Linked DNA regions of Homo sapiens: region 2 is linked to region 1. A link is a loop called in an ENCODE intact Hi-C map of the cell type or tissue named here. Cell type or tissue: Caco-2. All regions are shown on one strand. Each heading gives the region's core, and the rest is flanking DNA. Links, peaks and the distances in the headings are about the cores only.

The links. A loop is a pair of places that touch in the nucleus more often than their neighbours do. Peaks named below come from ENCODE experiments on the same cell type or tissue, not always from the same donor. Only the 100,000 strongest peaks of a DNase experiment are listed, where the experiment ranks them.
Region 2: it touches region 1 in a loop (7-fold over the local background); 1 of 110 quality-filtered maps calls a loop at or near these places.

The regions. Positions count from the first base shown.
Region 1 is chr9:107,458,617-107,461,530 of GRCh38, forward strand. All of the region lies in intron 1 of LINC01509 (long intergenic non-protein coding RNA 1509), which reads right to left. Among named protein-coding and RNA genes, the nearest start is that of LINC01509, 6.5 kb to the right of the region's middle. RefSeq lists an enhancer at 1,350-1,851. In Caco-2, for the core only: no CTCF peak of the experiment used is centred there; a DNase peak (open chromatin) is centred at 1,685.
Region 2 is chr9:107,367,271-107,370,184 of GRCh38, forward strand. The region is part of intron 1 of LOC107987111 (a long non-coding RNA gene); the gene reads left to right. Among named protein-coding and RNA genes, the nearest start is that of RAD23B, 85 kb to the left of the region's middle. In Caco-2, for the core only: no CTCF peak of the experiment used is centred there; DNase peaks (open chromatin) are centred at 1,181 and 1,651.

The sequences.
Region 1 (2,914 bases), core at 244-2,743:
TTCAACTTCACTTATCATTTCATACATTTACATTGATATGGGACTTTTGTCTTACGTACCATCCATATTCCAAATTTGTCAGTCAATTTATATTAAGTTTTGACTGTCTGGAACTCATCTCAACGTGCCAGATGTGGCCCCTTGGAACTTTCAACTTGCAGCCATGGGGAGTGAAATTAATATGGATTCTTTTCCACGTTCAGGGCAAGGAATTGAAATAGAATAGAAGTATAATGACAAATTTTTTTGAGGTCCCCCAAGTTATAGCAAAGAGCATGCTTGGTGCTCTTAAAGACCTAGATCAATTCTTTTAAATGACTAGTGAAGGAATGGGGGAACTAAGGTGTAAACAGGGGAAGGGACTTGCCTTAGACTCTAAGACCATGGGCCAGTGAGTAGATGAGCTAAAGCTGGAAATCATCAAGCATCAGAGGCCCTAGGAACTTCACTCCAACAATCTCTTCTTAGAGATGACATTATCAGCATTATTTAGGAACTGTACCTCGGCTTGTACTCCTTGTCCCAATACCCTGGAAATGTGACCTAGTTAATAATAATGATAAAAATAGCTAGTGTTTATGAAATGCTTCCTATGAGGTAGACACTGTTTTAAACACTTATAAGCAGTATCCCATTTAATTCTTATTAATGATCTTAACTTTAACAAGCCCTATTGTCTTCATTTTACAGATGATGACACTGAGGCTTTGCTAGGTTAAATAATCTAAACCAAAGTCTCACCCTTAACCTTGGCTTTATCTCCACTTGAGTCTAGGCTTCCAGTTTCAAATTTATTTAACCATAGCACCATGAAGAGGGGAGTAAGCACCATGGATCTTTGGAGGCCAGTGTTTGGGAGGAGCTGGAAAGGGTCAAGTAGGGCTTCTCAAATGTACATCAAAACTCATATTCATAACATGTAAGTGTGCAGAGACACTTCCCATTGGTTGCTTCCTTGTGTCCTTCCAACCGCCCATTTAAAAAAGGGTAAACATAAGGTTCAGAGTGGTTCAAGCTGGGCACAGTGGCTCATGCCTGTAATCCCAGCACTTTGGGAGGCCGAAGAGGGCAGATCACCTGAGGCCAGGAGTTCGAGACCAGCCTGGCCAACATGATGAAACCCCGTCTCTACTAAAAAAAATTAGCCATACGTGGTGGCATGCACCTGTAATCCCAGCTACTCGGGAGACTGAGTTGGGAGAATTGCTTGAACCTGGGAGGTAGAGGCTGCAGTAAGCTGAGATCGTGCCACCGCACTCCAACCTGGGTGACAGAGCAAGACTTCATCTAAAAAAAAAAAAAAAAAAAAGGTTCAAAGGTTCAGTGAGTTCCACAAGGTCCCATGGCTAATCTGTGACTGAGCAGAGATTTGACCTAAGTCTGCCGTTTTCTTATTCTGTCACCAAAGCAAGCAGATGATATGTGATGAGTTATGACATTACATATTTAGAGACTTCAGGATTCATGTTGTAAATAAAGTCATAATAGCTCTGTTATCTAAGCAAACTTCAAAGCCACCTTGCTGGTTTAAGCACTACTTGCTAATTGGCAGAGTAGAGTCTCTGGGTCAATGCCCCATAGAGCTGAAGACCCAATTCTGTCTTATCTCACCTAGAGTCTGAGGGAATCAACATAGTTAGAATGTCTCCGGCAGCTAAGAACAAACAAAAGGGGTGGGACTCTCAGAGGCCTACATGTAAATCTCAACAGCCAGCTCACAAATCTCAGCAACTGGCCTGTGGGTCTCAGCAGCTGATATGAATATTAGCAGCCAGCACAGATATCTACAGCCAGAGCGGATCTCAGCAGCCAGCTCAGCTCTGTGGGACTGGGAGAAAGCACACAGTCCTGAGACTTCTCTTTCAGGAGGGAGAGCTTGCACCCAACAACCAGCATCTCTGTGCATAACCCCAGGGAAAAAAATTGGACAGCTCTCAGCACCTGGCAGAGCACTGCAGGATCAGGAGGAGGCGCACAATCCTGAGACTTCTCCAGCAGGAGACAGAGAGAGAGGAGTAAAGTAGGCACACACACAGAAAAGATCTGAGAGATTCCCAGAATCTCTAACTGGATGGATTGGTGAAGGTCTATCCCTGCCTAATGTACAAAGACTGAAAGAGGTGGTTACTTCTTCAGATGTGCAGACAGGAATGCAAAACTACAAGGAACACAAAGAATCAGGGAAATATGACATCACCAAAGGAATGATATAAATCTCCAGCAACCAACCCTAAAGAAATGGAGATCTGTGAATTGTCTGACAAATATTCAAAATAATTTTTTTTTTTTTGAGACGGAGTCTGGCTTTGTCACCCAGGCTGGAGTGCAGTGACAGGATCTCAGCTCACTGCAATCTCTGCCTCCTGGGTTCAAGCGATTCTCCTGCTTCAGCTTCCCGAGTAGCTGGGATTACAGGCATGCGCCACCACGTCCAGCTAATTTTTGTATTTTTAGTAGAGACAAAGTTTCACCATTTTGGCCAGGCTGGTCTCGAACTCCTGACCTCAAGTGATCCACCTGCCTCGGCCTCCAAAAGTGCTGGGATTACAGGTGTAAGCCACCACGTCTGGCTCAAAATAATCATCTTAAAGCAGCTCAGTGAGCTACAAGAGAACGTAGATAGAACACTAAATAATACCATGAAAGCAATACAAAACTAAAATGAAAAAAGTCAACCAAAAGACAGAAGCCATAAAAAAGTAGAAATGCTGAGGCTCAAGGAAAAAGAAAAGAAAAGAAAACTATTTATCTGATAAAGAGCTAGTTTCACTTACGCAAGTGAAATAAACCAGCCACAGAAAGGCACATTTTACATGATCTCAATTATACGAGGTATCTAAAATAGTTAAACTCATAAAAGCATAGAGTAAAATGGTGGTTGTAAGGGGTTGGAGGAAGAAAGAAATGGGGAATT
Region 2 (2,914 bases), core at 151-2,650, 91 kb before region 1:
TTTTTTTTTTGAGAGGGAGTCTCACTCTGTCATCCAGGCTGGAGTGCAGTGGCATGATCTCAGTTCACTGCAACCTCTGCCTTCCGGGTTCAAGTGATTCTCCTGCGTCAGCCTCCCAGTAGCTGGGATTATTGGCACATGCCACCACACCTGGCTAATTTTTTTTTTTTTTGTATTTTTAGTAGAGACAGGGTTTCACTATGTTGGCCAGGCTGGTCTTGAACTCCTGACCTCAGGTGATCCACCTGCCTCAGCCTCCCAAGGTGCTGGGATGGCAGGAGTGAGCCACTGTGCCCGGCCTCTCTCTCCTCCTCTTTACTTGTCCTCATGGTAGGTTGTCACTCAGGCAAGAATGCAGGTGTTCATTCCGGTGGGCTCGCTTTATTCTTCCAGACTGCATCAGGATCTGTGTGCTCCTTCTTGGGGCTCCCAGCCAGCCCCTGCATGGGGTGCCAGGGTGGGCTAGGATTAGGGTTAGGGTTGCAATTAGTGTCATGATCAGGGTTAGGGTGTACTTTGTTGGGTGGGGGGAAACAGGCAGGTCCACATTGCATTCTTCAGTCCAGCTCACCTTGAAAACCTGGTGTTTTTTGACCTTGTGTCTATTTGTCAAGTGGCTCAGATCTCAGGGAGCAAAACCATGTGATTGATTAGCCAAAACCCCCCCGTACCACTCATCATCAGTGCTTGACAACCTCCACCATGAGAACTGACCTCCTGGTCTCGCCACACTGCACCAGCCAGGTCCCCAGAGGAAGCCTCTGTGTGGTCCGTTTCCAAGGGCCCCCTCATTTCTGCTCCAGGATGATGGGCAGTGGGGGTACCCACTGTTTTGCCACTGTAGCACCATAGAGAGTGAGGAAAATCAAGGACCGTGACAGTCGACATTTCCCAAGGTCTTTGTTGTTTACTCACATTCCAGTTGAATGAATGAACGAACTGATTTTTAGTCAGCTGGTTGTGCTACCATTGTAGAGAAGGGAGTACTTTACTTACGCTGCCTGATGTATCCTCACAGTAGCCCTATGAGTAGGCACCATTCTTCCCCTATTAGAAGGGAGGAAATGAAGTCTCTGAGAGGTGACATGCCTGGGTGAGTGGCAGAGTCTTGGCCTGAGTCTCTCTGATACCAGAGTTCCTGCTCCCTGAACTCCTGCAGAGTGGCTGAGGAGGGAGGCTGAGCTAGCTGACTTGAGGCTGACATGCTCTGAGAGTCAAGTTTGCAGGTGGGACATCATAAGTCTGTGGATGCATATGAGGTCACAGTAGGCTGACCCACTGTGACAACAGAAATATATAGATATATTTATATTTATTTTTCCCTGGTTTCTGGCACAGAGCTTCTAACATTCTTCTCATTTCCTGAGCGATAGCGGTGCTAGGAGCATTTTTTTTGTTCTAATATTTTGTCTTTGACCCCAGTTCCTGACACAGAGTTCCTAAGTCCCTTGGAATTTCCTAGGTGATAAGAACGTCTTTTGTCCTAATCTGAGGTGGCTCTCTGTAAGCCCCTGAACAATGTCAGGGTGGGGGCTGATTGCCAGGAAGACCAAACCATGATTAGAAGCTTAGGTCTTTCAGCCCCACTCCCCATGCTCCAGAGAGACGAGAGGAGATGGAGACTGAGTTAGTAATCCGTCAAGCCCACGTGATGAAGCAGCCATAAAAATCCCTAAAAGGCAAAATGGGAGAACTTCTGGGTCAGTGAACGTGTCATGTGTTGGAAAGGTGGCACGACCGAAGTCCATGGGGACAGAAGCTCCCGTGCTCACGCCCTCTGGAGCTTGCCCTACATGCAAGATCTTCATCTGGCTGTTCATGTGTTTATTCTATCAAGTCCTTTGTCATAAACTGGTAAATGTGAGTAAGTCTTTCCCTGAGTTCTGTGAGCTATCATATTGTTGAACCTGAGGAGGGGGTTGTGAGAACCCCAGATTTGTTGCCAAGTTGGATGGAACTGTGAGTAACCTGGAGATCCACTCTTGGTGGTTGGTGGCTGAAGCGTGGGTGATCTTGTGGGGCTGAGCCCTTAACCTGTGGAGTCTGTGCTTACATTAGGTGATCAGTGTCGCAAATGAATTGTGAGGCACCCAGTTGGTGTCTGGAGAGTTGGGGAATTGGTTGGTGCGGGGAAACCCCCTGATACTCACTGTCACCAGATTATATGAGTCTAAGGCCCCACTCTGCTTTCAGGGATCATGCCAAGTAGTTCCCTCTTCTTCCATCTCTATGTCAGCATCCCGGCTTCTGGCACTTTGTTTCTGGATCCTGCACTGTCTCTGGGATTTGACTGCAGCACCTGCAGAATAGAATATCTCAGAGTTATTTTTCTGAAATAAAGATTTCAAATTATAGACTAAATAATGAATAATGTAGGGGTCGTATATGTTTTTATGTTATGACTCCTGTAAATATTGCTGGCTCATCAACAGAACAGCCAGACATGTAAGAGTAATTAAATGCAGTTGTCTTTAATACTTTGCTGACTTTCCATGAAAAACATAGCTTTTACATATTTCTGATTTTGTCAAAAATCAAATCTTCAAAGTAGGAGAATAGGAATACTTTATTTAGCAGTTTGTTAGCTTGATTCATAATAATTAAAACATCTACACATATAGTATGTAGACCCTCATTTGGACTTCCATCTCTGGCTTTGATAAGTTAGGCATAGGACTGAGCTATCCTTAAGTTTCTAGAAGGAGTTCAGTGATTCAATATTATTGACTTCAATGATTAAAAATTAAACATTTAATATTGCTTTTTTTAAAAAATTAACACTTTAAAAAACTGTGGCCAGGCACAGCGGCTTATGCCTGTAATCCTAGCACTTTGGGAGACCAAGGCAGGTGAATCACCTGAGGTCAGGAGTTTGAGACTAGCCTAGCCAATATGGTGAAACCCCATCTCTACT